Regions from separate parts of the Mus musculus genome. Here region 1 is linked to region 2. Evidence: chromatin loops called from intact Hi-C (ENCODE). Cell type or tissue: gastrocnemius. All regions are shown on one strand.

Evidence for each region. Peaks named below come from ENCODE experiments on the same cell type or tissue, not always from the same donor. Only the 100,000 strongest peaks of a DNase experiment are listed, where the experiment ranks them.
Region 1: it touches region 2 in a loop (3-fold over the local background); 12 of 42 quality-filtered maps call a loop at or near these places.

The regions. Positions count from the first base shown.
Region 1 is chr17:31,256,704-31,264,703 of GRCm38, forward strand. Rsph1 (radial spoke head 1 homolog (Chlamydomonas)) reads right to left here. Exons shown (of 9, transcript NM_025290.4): 6 at 5,052-5,123; 7 at 2,085-2,244; 8 at 1,395-1,523. It also overlaps a transcript of Ubash3a not described here. Among named protein-coding and RNA genes, the nearest start is that of Rsph1, 17 kb to the right of the region's middle. In gastrocnemius, a CTCF peak has its summit at 3,336 (motif pointing left); a DNase peak (open chromatin) is centred at 3,948; H3K4me3 peaks cover 2,099 bases; H3K27ac peaks cover 6,502 bases.
Region 2 is chr17:31,488,640-31,496,639 of GRCm38, forward strand. It overlaps Wdr4 (WD repeat domain 4), which reads right to left. Exons shown (of 11, transcript NM_021322.2): 11 at 5,683-8,000. Among named protein-coding and RNA genes, the nearest start is that of Wdr4, 20 kb to the right of the region's middle. In gastrocnemius, no CTCF peak of the experiment used is centred here; a DNase peak (open chromatin) is centred at 4,025.

The DNA.
Region 1 (8,000 bases), 230 kb before region 2:
TTTCCAAAGGTCAGGGCGGCCACTGCTCTAAGTGCCCACGGCATCCTGCAGGCATTGTACCCTCAAGGAGTCGTTCTTACCGGCTTACGGGATGAGAGGAGAAAGGTGAGCAGTCCACCAGAGCTTGCTCAATGGACCCTGCCTCTTAGGTGTGTTCTTACACTGTTCACATCAACTATCTCCGGAAGAGCCTAAGGCCACCTCTGCGTTCCTACGAGCTACATAGAAAACTAGTTTTGCCTGGTTTTGTTTCAGGTTTTTTTTTTTTTTAAGAATAGGAAATAGGGCGGGAGAGATGGCTCAGCAGTTAAGAGCACTGACTGCTCTTTCAAAGGTCCTGAGTTCAATTTCCAGCAACCACATGGTGGCTCACAACCATCTGTAATGGGATCTGATGTCTTCTTCTGGTGTGTCTGAAGACAGCTACAGTGCACTCATATAAATAAATAATATATTTTTTAAAAAAGGAAATATGTTCACTCTTAATTTGTAATCAAAATCTAGTTTAAAGGGGGCCCTGTGATAATTTGAATGAAAATGCCCCCTCGGGCTGAAGAGATAGCTCAGTGGTTAAGAGCACTGACTGCTCTTCTGAAGGTCCTAAACCCAGCAACCACATGGTGCTCACAAACATCTGGAATGAGATCTGATGCCCTCTTCTGGTATGTCTGAAAACAGCTACAGTGTACTTACATATAATAAATAAATAACTAAATCTTAAAAAAGAAAATAGCCCCTTATAGGCTCATAGGGAGTGGCATTATTAGTGGGGTGTGGCCTTGTTGGAGGAAGTGAATTAATGGGGGCAGGCTTTGAGCCTTCAGAAGCTCACATGGGTACCAGTGTCTCTCTCTCTCTCTCTCTTCATGCTGCCTGCCCATCCAGATGTAGAACTCTTGGCTCCTTCTCCAGTACCATGTCTCCTTGTGCGTCACCATGCTTCTGGCCATGATGCCAAGGACTGAGCCTCTGAACTGTAAGCCTGCCCCAATTAAACGCTTCCCTTCATAAGCGTTATCGCGGTCATGGTATCTCTTCACAGCAATAAAGCCCCAACTGAAACAAGCCCTAATCCCTGCTCTCGGTGGATCGCAGAGGGGTAAGCTTCCAGTTTGTCCCCCTAAACCATGTTGGCAGATGTGACTATTCCCTGCCACGTCTAGTTTTCTCCCTCTTGGGATAATGTAGAGGACCAGTCACACCAGGCCAGTCCCTGCAGAGGTCAGGATCAAGTGCAGACAAGCTGGACTTTATGAGAATCTATGCTGGTCTCTCCAGGCTCACTCAGGTCCCTCAGACTGGCCGGAGGATAGTTCGGTAGAGGAGGGAGAAACCTGCTCCTTCTAAGGTACCTCACACTAGCCCCGCCAACTCCAAAGGGTGTGCTTTCTTACCCTGGTCTATGTCGTAGCTGTTCTCCTGGCTCTCCTGCCTGAACGTGTCTACGTCTTCATCGGCCCCCCTCGGCTCCAGCTCGCCCTCAAAACCTTCTGCCTGGATGTCTTCTGAGGGGTCACCCACGCCTGGGATGAAGACAGCAGCGGCAGATAGAATGAGATCACCAGAGAACATGAGTGCAGGTCTGTGTGTCGAGTGGTCCTCCTGGTTTGCCCAGCAATGTCTCCTGTGCTTTCGAGCATGGCCCCCTTTCCCACCCCACCCCCCACCCCCCACGCTCCAGCCCAGGCCTGGCCATCAGATCACCCTGACCTGTCTCCAGACTTTCTTGGCAAAGCCACAGTAAAACGGATACAGAGAAATGCAACCTTCTTCCAACAGGGACACCTGATCCCATTTGCTGTCGGCTGCCCAACCCAAGTCACTCCCACGGCCAGGCGATAACTCTGACTATTAGAGAATCCCCCAGGGTTCCTGGGGCCTGCATCTTAGCAGGACATGTCTTCCATCTAGTTGATCTTTGTTCTCCTCCTCTACTCCCTGGGAGAGTCTCATCCCCTTATAACATCCTGCACCCCAACTGACCCACTGGCCATTTCCCAGAGGCCCCAGCTACACCAGGCCTGGGAACAGGTGTGTATGGTGCTTGCCCCAGGGCGACCCTGACAAGCATGGGGTGTCTGTACCAGTAAGTCCCTGCGGTTCCTCCTGGCCTTGGCCCTCAGGGGGAGGCTGCTCCTCGGAGAGGGTTGGAGTCCACAGGGCCAATTCTGTGATGTTGAGAGCTTTCCATTTTGGAACGATGTTCACTAATGTCTCTTCCTCCTCCTCCTCTTCTCCTCTTTCCTATTTTAAGGCAAAAAAAAACCCATCTGTATTGCCGTCATTTGGTCTGGGATACTAAATGACAACCGGGGGTGGGGAGGGGGTGCGGGGGGAGGGGCTGGGGGAGGTAGTCAGAATTCCAAACATCTGCTTGGCTGCTCAGAAATGAATTCTTCCATTTTCGTTCCATAGGTTCTCAGTGCCTTCACCCATAGGGTGAGACAAGTATTCAAGGAGAGGGGTAACCAAGCCGGCCCTGCATCAGAGTCACTCAGAATGCTCTCTGAAACACACACGCTTCTCACTTGGCCAGTTGGGAATAGAAACTAATAATTTGCGTAGGTTCCAGGTCAGGATTGCAGACTGGTCATTTGCATAGGATCCCAAGTGACCCCTGAGGCTGCTGAGCCAGGAACTATACTCAGAGACTATCCCCAAAGGGGCCCATGTGCTCTGGCACTAGCTGACTTTCCCCAGGTGGTGGGTGACCCTTCTTTCAGCTGCTGGCAATCCACAACTGATAGCTCAGAACCTGGGTGCCTCCCATGGATGTGACCCCCCCTCCCATCAGCAAAGCCTCAGCACTGCACCACCCCCATCTCCCACACCTGCTGCACGGCCCCTGGTTCAGGCAGGTCCCAGCTTCAGAGACGTCACAGCACTGGTCACCTCCTGTTTCTAGCCAATCCTGGTTCTTCCGCAGTTGACCCTCCTCAGGTCAACTCCCAATAAACTCTGTGTGTGTGTGCCTCAGAGTGTTGTAGTTGACCTTCTCAGAGTGATGAAACAAACTATGCCCCACTCCCAAAACTGTGACCTTGTCCTAGCCCCCCAGGACCTTAGAGCATGACCTATTATTTGAAGATTAGGTGGTCCATGTAAAAATGAGGTCCTACTATGTGTGGTATTTTAGTTCCTTTTGCGTAGCTGAGACAAACTACCTAAGGGAACAGCTTAAAAGAGGGAAGGGGTATTTGACTCAAGGTTTCAGAGGCTCAGACCGTCATGGTGGAACAGTTTACTGCACAGTCCATGGGAAACAGGGATGGGAACAAATCGGAAAGGACCAAGGGAGATGCAGCACCCTGAAATATCGCCCCCTGCTGATGGTTTCTCCAATTAGGTCCCCACTTCTACAGTTTCCAGCATTCACCTCATGAGATGGGGGTGGGAGGACAGAGGGATGGATACTTTTCCTTTAAGCCAAAACATCTGGGAACATTTGTGGGATGTGCTGGGGAGACTCCCTTTAAGTGGAAAGAAAAGAAAAGAAAAGAAAAGAAAAGAAAAGAAAAGAAACAAAACACTGAGGTTGCAGAAACCTTGGGGAGGGAGGGAAGGGGAGAGGAGGGAGGGAGAGAGGGAGAACATTCATGTAACTCATGTTTGCCACATTATCACTGTTTCATTTTATTTTATTAATTACTATTGCTAAGTCTCCTCTTTATTGTGCCTGAGATTAAACTCTGTGGTCCAGTACTATCTACTGCACCAGGAAAGTCAGGATAGTCCTGGGAGAGTCAGCTTACAATACAGTTCCAGTTCCTAGTTCACTAGGAAGGGAGCTGGTTCAGGGACCAAGGAGAAAAAAAAAAAAAAAAAAAAAAAAAAGCACAATTTGATACTTTCTGATACTTTCTCTGGCCAGGCTCAGCCTGGCTCCTAAAGCTTCTGACTGGGGCTGGGCTGTGCCAGGGCTTGGCTGTGCCCGGGCTTGGCTGTGCCATTAGGTTCAGCTGAGGTAAGGCTGGCCCCGCCCACTCTGCTGAATCCTGACTCAGAAAGGTCAACTTCCAGAGCAGTGGTTCTCACCCTTCATAACGCCGCAACCCTTCAACACAGGTCCTCATGTTGCGGTGATCCCCCTCGACCATACAATTATTTTCGTTGCTACTTCACAACTGTTAACTTTGCTGCTGTAATGAATCGTAACTGTAGAGAGCTGACTTGCAGGGTAGCTGATATATGGCCCCTGTGAAAGTTTCGTTGGCCCCCTGAAGGAGTCTCAATCTACAGCTTGAGAACTGAGATGCTAGCCAGAACCTACGCATGTTCTTGATCGCTTGGGCTTCCTCACTGTCTCTAAAGCACTTCTTCCTTGTCATGGCGGGGTCGCGGGGGTGGGGGTGGGGGGGGCCTATGCCAGCTTAGCTCAAACTTTTGTTTTTGTTTTGTATTGTTTTTCCTTTCCTTCTTCCATTCTACTTCTCTGGGAAAAACAGCTGAGGTTTACAGCTTGCTTGCCCTGGGGCATTTGTTTGTTTGTTTGAAAAAACTCTAATAAAATTGTCCGTAGTCACTAAAAAAACAAACAAAAACAAAACTTCTTACAACAGGAATAAGGCAAAGGCTCAGAGGTAGTACTAGGACCAGGAAATTTTTACTAAACCTCATTACACCCAGGCAGTCGCCAGGCATTGACACATCAAGAGCTCACACATGGACAACCCCTTCACACAATCCTGTACCCTGAGAATGGCTACACTGTTGCCAAACAGAGAAGAGCAATCGGCTATTAACGCCCATGCTCAGTGTAGCAAAGGAACTTATTAACTAACTAGGCTTTAAGAGCAGGCCACCCTTGGGACTTTTGTGATCAGCCACCTGACGTCGGTACAGATGGTTAACAGTGTTCAGATGCCATTCTGGGACTGACACCTGCCGGAACTCAGGGTTAGACTGTTCCCAGCCACAAAATCAAGCTCTGACCCCCGAAGCCATTGTGAAATGACATTGACCACTTTGGCAGTTGGGCTGTCTGCTGGGATCAATATGAGTGAGCAGATATTTATTTAACCCTTGAAAGCAGATGCAACAAGTCCACTTACCGTATCTGTGAGGCGATATTCACCGTGCTGTTCGCATCCAATATCAAATACGTACTTTCCAGGGCCCACAGGCTAGGGGGAGAGAGGGATTCAACGCACTTTATTCTTCAGAAATTCTTTTGTTGTTGTTTGTTTTTTTGTTTTTTTGAGACAGGGTTTCTCTGTGTAGCCTTGGCTGTCCTGGAACTCACTTTGTAGACCAGGCTGGCCTCGAACTCAGAAATCCGCCTGCCTCTGCCTCCCGAGTGCTGGGATTAAAGGCGTGCGCCACCATGCCCGGCTCCAGAAATTCTTCTGAACAGAAAGCAACAAAACACTTCCCAAGCACCGTGCCCAGAAAGCCCACCCCGAATGACCTCACTGTGCACAGTCTGAGAGGGTTGCAGAATGGTTTTGTCGACTGACAGCTAATGGGGAGGTCTTACTGCTTTATCAAAGGAAAGAGGAATGCATCCACTTTAGAACCCATAAGAAATCTGCCAGTCGGGCATGATGGTGAACGCCTTTAATCCCAGCACTCGGGAGGCAGAGGCTACAGAGTGAGTTCCAGGACAGCCAGGGCTATACAGAGAAACCCTGTCTTGAAAAAACCAAAAAAAAAAAAAAAAAAAGAAAGAAAGAAAGAAAGAAAGAAAGAAAGAAAGAAAGAAAGAAAGAAAGAAATCTGCGTCTATGGGCAGACTCACTAGAGAGGGGCTGGCTACCAATGCTTTGGTATGCTTGTACCAGCACTGGATTTAGTGCAAAGCACCTTTTAAAAACTATTTACTTAGAGTGGGGGCAGGGTGCCCGAGTCGAAGCCCATATGTGTCAGTCAGAGGACATCTTGCAGGACTCCGTTCTCTCCTTGTCACATTCAAGTCGGCAGGCTTGACATCAGACACCTTTATCCACTGATCCATTTTACTGGGCCCCATGAGGTTTTCAGTTTTTTGTTTTGAGTAAAAACCTCGTCACAATTACACTGACACCACTTTGACTTAAAAACCTGGCGTGAACCTAGCCTCAGATTTACAAATTCCCCCCCCACACACACACATTACCAACTGTCAACCTGACATTTGATTTCACCTAAGACCAGGAATTATAATGTGCCCAACTCGGATACTGATGTTGACTGTTGCTATGCCAACACTCTTGTTGTGTTTTGAAACTATGTCTCCCTCCACAGCTCAGGCTGGCTCAGAAGTCTCTTTGGCGCTGGTCTCAGCAGAGTCTGCAGACCTACACCGCCACACTGAGCTTTCGATTTTCTAGTCATTATGCTGTTTCTTATGAAATTAAATCTATTTTTTTTTCTTTTCAATTCTGTTGAAGGGCTCTTTCCCTCATTTCTGCATTGGCAGACAGTCACCTATTTTGATTCGTTTTAGAAGGTCCATGGTCAATTTTAAAAATATTCCTTCCAGAAAATACCTTTCTCCCTTTGCTGAAGGACAAACCAATTTTACCGACTCCCTAGCCCTTTTATAAAGTGCTAAAGCACAATGAAGACTTTGAAAAATACAATGTTAGCCGTTCCCTTAGCTGGGAGTTGACAGAAGCATCTGTTATCATCTGTATCCCTCCCAGACTTTGCCCAGCAATGTGATTTGGGTTTACCTAGTTATCTAGTTTCTCAGTTTGTTATTGCCCCTCACTTCTTCATTAGTCTTCAGGGATGTCCTAGTGAGACGTTCAACAACTTCATCTCCTTCTGGCCTACCTTCCATCTCCATCCTGCCTCATCCTGTTTTAATGGCTTGCCAGCAAGGACAGGGATGAGGGAAAATATCTGAGAAAGAAACACTAACTAGCCAAGCAGTGGTGGTGCACACCTTTAATCCCTGCACTTAGGAGGCAGAGGCAGAGGCAGGTGGATTTCTGAGTTTGAGGCCAACCTGGTCTAGTGAGTTCCAGGACACCCAGGGCTATACAGAGAAACCCTGTCTAAAAAAAAAAAAAAAAAAAGAAAGAAAGAAAGAAAGAGAAAAAAGAAAAGAAAGAAACACTAGTGCTAAGGGGGTGAAAGATGCCTGACCCCACCCGTAACCATGGAAACACAGTTTGGGGGGTGGGAGACAAGACTGCAGGAGATTCGGGGGAGGAGGAAAGCAATGAAGACTCAGGCTCTGTTGTTGGTGAGGGGGCAAATTGATGCAGCCTTTCAAGACAATGGGCGGTGTTTTTGGTGTTTCAAAGTGTCAGCCCTTTACACTCCGCTGCCCCATTATCTAGCTGTGATGTCTCATCCACACAGATGACAACACACCTGTGATGAAGGAGCCTCAACCTAAGAAGTGCCTGCTTCATCAGATTGAACCATGGGCTGTGCTCTTAACTGTTAGTAGATGTAAGACTGGTCGGAATCCACTGTGGGCAGAACTATCCCTAGGCAGTTGGGCTAGAGCTGTATAAGAAAGGCCTGGCCTGAGAACAAGACAGTAAAGTGTTCCTCCAGGGTCTCTGTTTCAAGCTCCTGCCCTGCTTCAGTGCCTGAGCTGATTTCCCTCAAAGGCGGACTTCGGCCTTTTAAAAGGAAATAAACCCTTTCCTTCCCAGGTTGCATTTGGTCATGGTGTTTAACACACCACAACAGGAAAGTAACCAGGACTCTAGCCTATGTAAATGCATTTATCAGAAGACAAAGCAACAACGAACTTAAGTAAAAAGTCTTATTGTCTTTCATTCTGGAGGTGGGTACCACCTGTCTGTAAATCGGCCATTGTTTCCAGGTGAGGTGAGTGGAGGGGGCAGTGATTAACAGGGGAGCCAACAAAAGCAGAAACACGAACCAAATGTGGATTAGGCCCATTCAAAGTTCCTTGCCCTGCAAGGGTCAGAGCAGAGGGGATGCCCTCACCCTGCACCTGGAAAATCAGCTAGGGGGGATTCGGTTTTTTAGGGCAGATGGCTGGCTTGTGATGTAGAACTGAATGAACCACTAAGCCAGGGCAGGAGCTCTGTTTA
Region 2 (8,000 bases):
CTAAAAGCAACCCTGACCTACAGCAACTTAAGGGAGAAAGAGGTTGGGGGTGACCAACACTCGGAGGCAAAGTCAATGATTTTGGTCAGCTTCCAGATCCTTCAAGAGCCCAGCCATCTAGCCCTGACCTTGCCTCAGGGCCATTCCACTGACTGCAGATCCTGTCTTCCCTGGTGTATTTTGGTGACAGTGTGAAGTACTGCATTCGGTGTGACTACATACCTCTGCCATCATGGGTCTATAGCACAATTCCTTTATGAAGATGGCCAGAGCTATTGTGTCTCGCAAGGTCCCCAGAAAGAGCAGAAAGCCACCAGGTTTAACACTCAAGTACGATGAGATAGTGTAAAATATCTCATTAATTTTATATCAATTGTCTATTGAAATGAAAGCACTTTGGCCATGTTACTTTAATTAAAAAGCTTATTAATTTCTCCCGAGCTCTGGCTGTTTAATATGGTTCTGAGAGCATTCAGTCACACGGTGGCTGGCATTTATGGTCCAGGTCCTTTGCATATCAGATAGCATTATGTTATGTACACAGCCGGCAACTTGGGCGGGGGGCCAGGGAGTACGGGAACACAGGCAGGTTTCAATATGGGAAAGGGGAAACTGAAGTAGGGTGACCCTAGCCAGAAGATATGACCAGATGGGAAGAGAGCAGATGTGGATTTGACCCTCAGCTAGCCACGGGGGGTGGGGGTGGGGTGGGGGGTGGCACACCTAAGATGAAATTGGGGAAGTAGACAGAGTGAAAGCAGATACTCCTCTCCCTCCTCCCCTCGCTCTCCCCCTCCTCCTCCAAATCCCTCTCTTCCTCTCCCTCCTCTCCTTCCTCCCCCTCCTCTTCCTCCTTTCCCCCTCCTCCATCTTCATTGTCATCTTCTTTAAATTTTCTTTTTTTTAAAGATTCATTTATTATTATTCATTAGTACACTGTAGCTGTCTTCAGACACACCAGAAGAGGGTGTCCGATCTCATTATGGGTGGTTGTGAGCCACCATGTGGTTGCTGGGATTTGAACTCAGGACCTTTGGAAGAGCAGTCAATGCTCTTAACTGCTGAGTCATCTCGCCAGCCCTATCTTCTTTAAATTTTACATGTATGGATGTTTTGCTTTGCGTGTATGCCTGTGTACGGCATGTCTGTCTATGTACAGTGTGAATGCTTGGTACTTGCTGAGGTCTGAGAAGGATGCTACATCAGCTGGAACTGGACTTACAGATGGTTATAAGCCACCACATGGGTGCTGGGAACTGAACCCAGGTCCTTTCAAAGGACTACAAGTGCTCTTAACCACCGAGCCAACTCTCCAGCCCTCCGAGTTCTATTCATTATTCATGTATATCAGGGCTGTTGGCCCTCTGCATCAAGATGCCAGCCTTTTGGTCTGGGGCAGATGCAGCCTCAGACTTCTGATATGTGCCCAAGCCTGATGGCATCCAGAGATGTGTTCCTTCGGTAGCTACAGCTTCTGGGGACATGTCAAAGTCTTAGTTTTGTAATTGTCTGTTTCAAAAATGGACAAGCTAACAGCTAGTCGCCGAGAGCTACTCAGCTTTCATTTCGCAGGTAAGAAAACAAGCTCGTGTCCCGTGGCTTTCACGGGAGACCATCTCTCCGCCCGGCCCTCCTTCCTGTTCCATGCTTGCCAGCTAGCCACGTTAAAGCAAGAGTGAATGGAGAGAGCTAGCTCTCATAACGTCATCCTGAGGAACCATGGGCAAATCTGACAGTGTGACTGAAAGTATCTGTATTAAAAGAACGTACTTAGAGGCTGGGAGGCTCTGTGGATGAAGTGCCAGCTGGGCCAGCCTAGCTATCTAAGTTTGAGTCCCCAGAAGCCAGGTGTGAGCCACGTACAGCAGTGCACACGTGTGTAACCCCAGCCTGCCTCTACTGGGAAGATTGGTGACAGACACTCTGGAAACTCAAGAGCCAGCTCAAGCACAGAAAGCAACCTTGAACCAAGACACCCTGAGTCAAACAACACAGAAGACCAACACCCAAGATTGTTACTGACCCCTGTTGTGAGACTGTTCCTGGGAAATGTGAACGGATGGCTCTGCACCCCAGAAGGGGTACCAACAGCAACCCAAAGTAAGGAAGGACACCACCAAAGCCATCATGGTGAGCCGGTGAGTTTGATTGGGGTTACTGCAGGAGCAGAAATGACTCAAAGACAGCTGCATCACCGAAGCCCACATCCAGCATGGGTGAGTCTTGAAATCTGCAGTGTGCTGCACAGCCTGCAAGCAGCTTGTCAGGGTGGAGACTGTCTCCTGTGGTCAGTTTAGGAGATCTGAGCCTATGCAGGCATCTTTACTGATGCCTGTTTCTTCCAAGAGATTTCTCTGGCCTGAGCCTCTTCTGGTAAGCTCAGGTTGTCTGACCATGTCTGTCAGCAGCCCTTATAGGTTATAAATCTTTGAGGGGCAGGGCTCAAGACAGGGTTTTTCTGTGCAGCTCTGGCTCATTCTGTAGACCAGGCTACCCTCATACTTAGAGATCAAGCTGCTTCTGCCTCTTAAGTGCTGGGATTAAAGGTGTGCGCCACCACTGCACAGTTAGTCCTTATAAGTTATATGCTGGGAAAGGTAGAGGCCTAGTATATCTGGTCAGTTTCAGGGACTTCCTGAAACATTGCTTACTTCCTTAAGGAGTATCCCTGCAAACACACACACACCTAAATAGAGACACACAGAAGTACCCATACACACACACACACACACACACACACACACACATATATATATATATAAACACACAGAAACACTCACATATAACACACAAAAACACATACATACACACACAAATAGACACACAGAAACACACACATACACATATATAGATACACAGAAACACACATACACATGGAGAGAGAGAGAGAGAGAACATCTGGTGTTGTAAGCAAGCTTCCTCTAAGACAGAATGTTTTATCTTCAGGAAATTGCTACACAAAACCTCTCCATTTTGGAGAAGCATGTCTCTAGAAAGCTCCATCACACAATGGAACACACTCACACACATACACAGAAACAATCAGAAACTTTTAAGGTATGTACACCCACAAATACACACATACTCCCTCCCTGTCTCTCCCCTTTCTCCCTCTCCCTCACAACCAATCCCCAGGAAAAGATGTAGAGATGACACAGATGATGGAACAAGCGGAAGTCCTCGCACATCCCAGTGCACACGATGAATTTAAAGCTTTACATTACGATTGCTGGAGAAATGGAAGGCTTAGGTCAAAACTGAAAGACAGAAAGCCTTCACCTTGAGCAGCGGTGTTTTAGATGCCACAAGGGCAGGCCAGTCAACTGAAATCTACCCAACCTGAGGCACAGCAGAAAAGGAAACCTGAAGGTAAGCCAGGAGCAGAGGCTTGGAAGTCACCAAAGCAAGCCAGCCACACTGGCAAACTCAGCCAGAGTCAGAGCTACAGAAATAGATAGGAGCTGGGGATGTCCCATGCTTGACAAAAATGTTACCTTCAACAATAATCAGGAAACCCCAAATAGACACACACACACACACACACACACACACACACACACACCATACACACAGAGATTAAACCACAGAAAACAAATGATCAAGGAAAAGCTTCAAGCCAGGCAGTGGTAGTACACACCTTTAATCCAGCTTGAGAGGCCGAGATAGGCGGATCTCTGAGTTCGAGGCCAGCCTGGTCTACAAAATGAGTTCCAGGACAGCCAGAGTTACACAGAGAAACCCTGTCTCGAAAAACAAACAAAGCAGCAGGACACCCTATTCTCAGTGTATACCCACCATCACAGGGTAGGTGACAGGCACAAAGAAGTCCTGAGCCTAGATGCTGAGGACCCTGAGCATCCTGTGTGCTGGAAGTGGCCATGTCACATGGGATGGTGGGACTGTCAAAGAGCTGACAACCAAGACCCACATTGGAATCCCTTCAACTAAGAGCTCTGGCAGTCACTGCAGGCAAGCAGACAGAAGCCCAGAAAAGGCAGCACTTAGAAGCCAGAGCCCCGTCATCCTTGGTGTGACTCTTGCTCCCTCTAGTGGCAGATCTGAGCTCCGTGGCTGCAAGCAAAGAAGAAAACCTTTGTGGGGTGGGGTCCATCTCCAGGATAACAAAGCAAAGCAGGGAGGGTGCTAAGGAGCTGAGGGATGAGACTCTGAGAGCTGACAGTACATAGCAGGCCAGAAGCAAGGCAGTAAAGCCTAGGGGAAGGAAAAAGACTGTAAACTCACAATCTGGAACTGTATCCAAGAAACGAACTGTCTTAGTCAGGGCTTCTATTCCTGCACAAACACCATGACCAAGAAGCAAGTTGGGGAGGAAATGGTTTATTCGGCTTACACTCCCATACTGCTGTTCATCACCAAGGAAGTCAGGACTGGAACTCAAGCAGGTCAGGAAGCAGGAGCTGATGCAGAGGCCATGGAGGGATGTTCTTTACTGGTTTGCTTCCCCTGGCTTGCTCTTATAGAACCAAGACAACCAGCTCAGAGATGGTTCCACCCACAAGGGGCCTCTCCCCCTTGAACACTAATTGAGAAAATGCCTTACAGTTGGATCTCATGGAGGCATTTCCTCAACTGAAGCTCCTTTCTCTGTGATAACTCCAGCTGTGTCAAGTTGACACAAAACTAGCCAGTACACGAACAGAAGCAATTAAATGGGCTGTCAAGACAGGAGCTCAGAGCTACACATCTGATCAGAGTAGACTGTGAACTTAAAACTGGAATAAAAGCCAGGTGTGGTGATGCAGATGGTTTTAATTCTAGCCTTGGGAGGCAGATCTTTGGGGGTTTGAGGCTAGCCTGGTTTGTTATACAGAGAAATCCTGTCTTGAAAAACAAACAAGAGGCAGGCAGATTTCTAAGTTCGAGGCCAGCCTGGTCTACAAAGTGAGTTCCAGGACAGCCAGGGCTATACAGAGAAACCCTGTCTCGGGGGGGGGGGGGGGGGGAGAAAGAAAGAAAGAAAAAAAGGAAAAACAAACAAAAAAGGTGAAACAAAACCAGGAGCGTTTTGGAAAATTTTGAGAAAATCTTCAAGATCTAGGATTGGAGGGAGAATTCTCACACTGCACCAAATGGAGTCCAGGGGGTTGGAGAGGGCACGTGGAAAGTCTACTACAATATCCACTTATTCAAGGGACTTGCATATCTGCAGAAGATGGGGTCTTGCTATCCTGGAAGTGCTAGAATCTCCTACAGACATTGAGGGATACCTCTGTACCCTACAGAAATGCTTCCCTGTGGAACTCAAATGCTCACAACAGCGGGCCAACACTTTTAAACCATCCAGTGCCTGTGGGTAGAGCAAACTAGTATCTTCATAGCTGGACCACTTAAGCCACATGCAATGTGTACATCTCAGAGATCAGCAAAAGCACCCGAGCTCAGGAGCGTAGGCAGAGGCCAGTCTGCCCACCAGTGTTGGTAGGCGAGTACAGGGGAGTGTGGAGTCCCAGCAACAAATGCCCTGTTCCCGAGGGCACCTTCACATGTGAATACAAGTGGTGACACTGTAGCATGTCATTTTGTATGCACTTCAGCTGTGTGCCACACGACCTCCCATCATACTGAGACAAAACTTTGACCACCACCAGATGGATTGAATCAGTGAGAGGTGGGGCAGAGCGCAAGGAATCTCTCTCAAAGCAAGACACAGAGACAACGTGGTAATGAGGAATGAAGATACAAGTTTAATGAGGCAGGGGGTTTAGGGGAGTACAGGGGCCAAACTAACTAAACTGACAAAGGAGAGAGCTGTGTGCACTGATCTGGATGGGAACGGTCCCCAGTGTTGGAGATGTTTAGAAGGATTAGGACTTAGGGCCTTGTTGATGTGTCATTGCCAGTGTGTCCGGCCTGCCTCCTGCTTGTGGAAGATGGGAGCTCTCAACTGGGGCTCCAGCCTCCCTTCCACCAGCATGGCCCCCAACCCTCTGGAACTGCAAGGCCAGTCAATCTCTCTCATATAAATTGCCTTGGTGTCTTATCAGAGACTGGTGGGCAGCCTTTTGGGAACGACCCTGGCAACTGGGCATCCCAGTGGAAGTGGGGAGCTGCTGCTGGAGGTGGAGGCATCCTGACACAAGCTGAAATCATAGCATGAACTGCCCAGGTCAGACTGGCCTAAAACCAGGTAAGACACAAATCCCCTTAAATAAAAGTGTAGTCCCAATAAAAATGGGACTCCACACACCCTAATATGGAAGAAATTTCTGGAACCACATGAAGTGTAGGCATGTGGACTAGCCTACTAGCTAGCAGGGTCCTGTAAGCATAATGCTATGTACCCAACCTACAGGCATTAAGGCCCCTGAAAGTGGGACCAATTAACAGGCTCCGAAGCTATGCCTAAGGGACCAGGAGCCACTGCAGGCCCCAGGGCCAGGAAAGCCAGAGCCAGATGGTAGGACATGGAGGCCCAACACCCTCCTCTACCCCACCCTTAGTGCTTCCACTGGCTACACTCACACAAGTAAGTGGACCCTGGGACATGCACAGATGTCACTGTGGCATAGGACAATCATGAACACTGGGGCTTGAGAAAAGTGGAGACAGGACTGGGATTGTTGGGGTGGGCCTGCCTGCTGCTCACTATGCTGTTTGGCTCTGTGACTCACCAGGACCTTAGGAATAACCCCACCATGAAGGCCACCATCTCTCCTTTGACACAAGGACTCCCCATCACTGTCTGTGTGGCTGTCTCAGAGCCTACAAGGCAGACACCAGGGACTTCAGATACCCCTCGAGTCTCTCAGCTCCTTGCACTGACCATCCGGCCATGACGGCCCTGTGAGGACTGGTGCTTTGCAAGCATGGGCTCTACCTGGCTCGCAGGCTACGCATGACCAGAGGACTGAGCGAATGCAGCACTGGCTCAGCAAAGCTGTATTCCTGGGCCCTCAGACTTCTCTCATTTATCTCCGACTAGTTAGGACCCAGCCCACAGCCCAGTTGGCACATCCATGTCTCCAGGGACCGACCACACATCCCAGCATCCAGAACACGTGACATTAGCTCCTAGACAGAGGTGAGCACCCTGCTCCGTGAACACCACCCATTCGACTGATAGCTGCTTGTGGCCACAAGACTATTTCTACTGCGTGTGGAGGCCAGACGATGACACTGGGCATCTTCCTCGACTGTTCATCTTGAGACAGGATCTCACAGAGCCCAAAATGTCACTGTTTAGGCTAGGCTGCCTCAGTCTGCAGCTCCAGTATTAGGGTTACAGTTATGCTAGGCTATGGCCTTCCTTTGTTCTGTATGTTTGGGTGGTACCTAAACTCGGGTCTCATCTCCCCAACCCAAGACGGTCTCTGCTGCAGCTCGTCTGGGAAATAGCACGAGAATAGACAGAGCTGGACAACACCCCTCTCTAACCACCAAGAGCCATGTCATTTGAAGAGCATACACACATTGAATGTCTTAAGATCAGCTATGGAGGCTGCTGCTGAACATTCCAGAAAGCTATGCAAAGTTTGTCTTTATTGATGCTGTGATTTCTGTTCATTTCCTTCTGTTCTGCAGTGTATGCAGAGTTCAGAGCAACAGAACCACGAGGTCACCATCATTCCCTGTAAAACAAGGCTGGCCTGGCAAGGTCACACCCTCAGAGCCCCAAAGCTTGCTCAGTCTGCTCAGCCCAGCCCAGGAGTGCGAACAGCACCAACTGAATCTGCCTCAAAACAGCAAGCAGCTACAGAGCCATACAGAGCTCCACCTGGAGAGCCCCCGGCAATGATGTGAAGGCAGGTCCTGTCCTGCAGGTCTCCCTAGAGCTCCCCAGGGACGACACTGTGGGCCCCGACAGACATGCGTGGTGCTGTGGGCCAGTGTATCCTTCAATGTGAAGGTGCTTCCACACAGCTCTAGACTCTTAGCTAAGCTAACACCACCTGCCTTCCCTGCAACCCGGCAGGAGCCTGTTCTCAGTGACAAAGGCAGACTCTGGAGATCAGGGACTGTTGAGCTAGTGGTAGGGACTG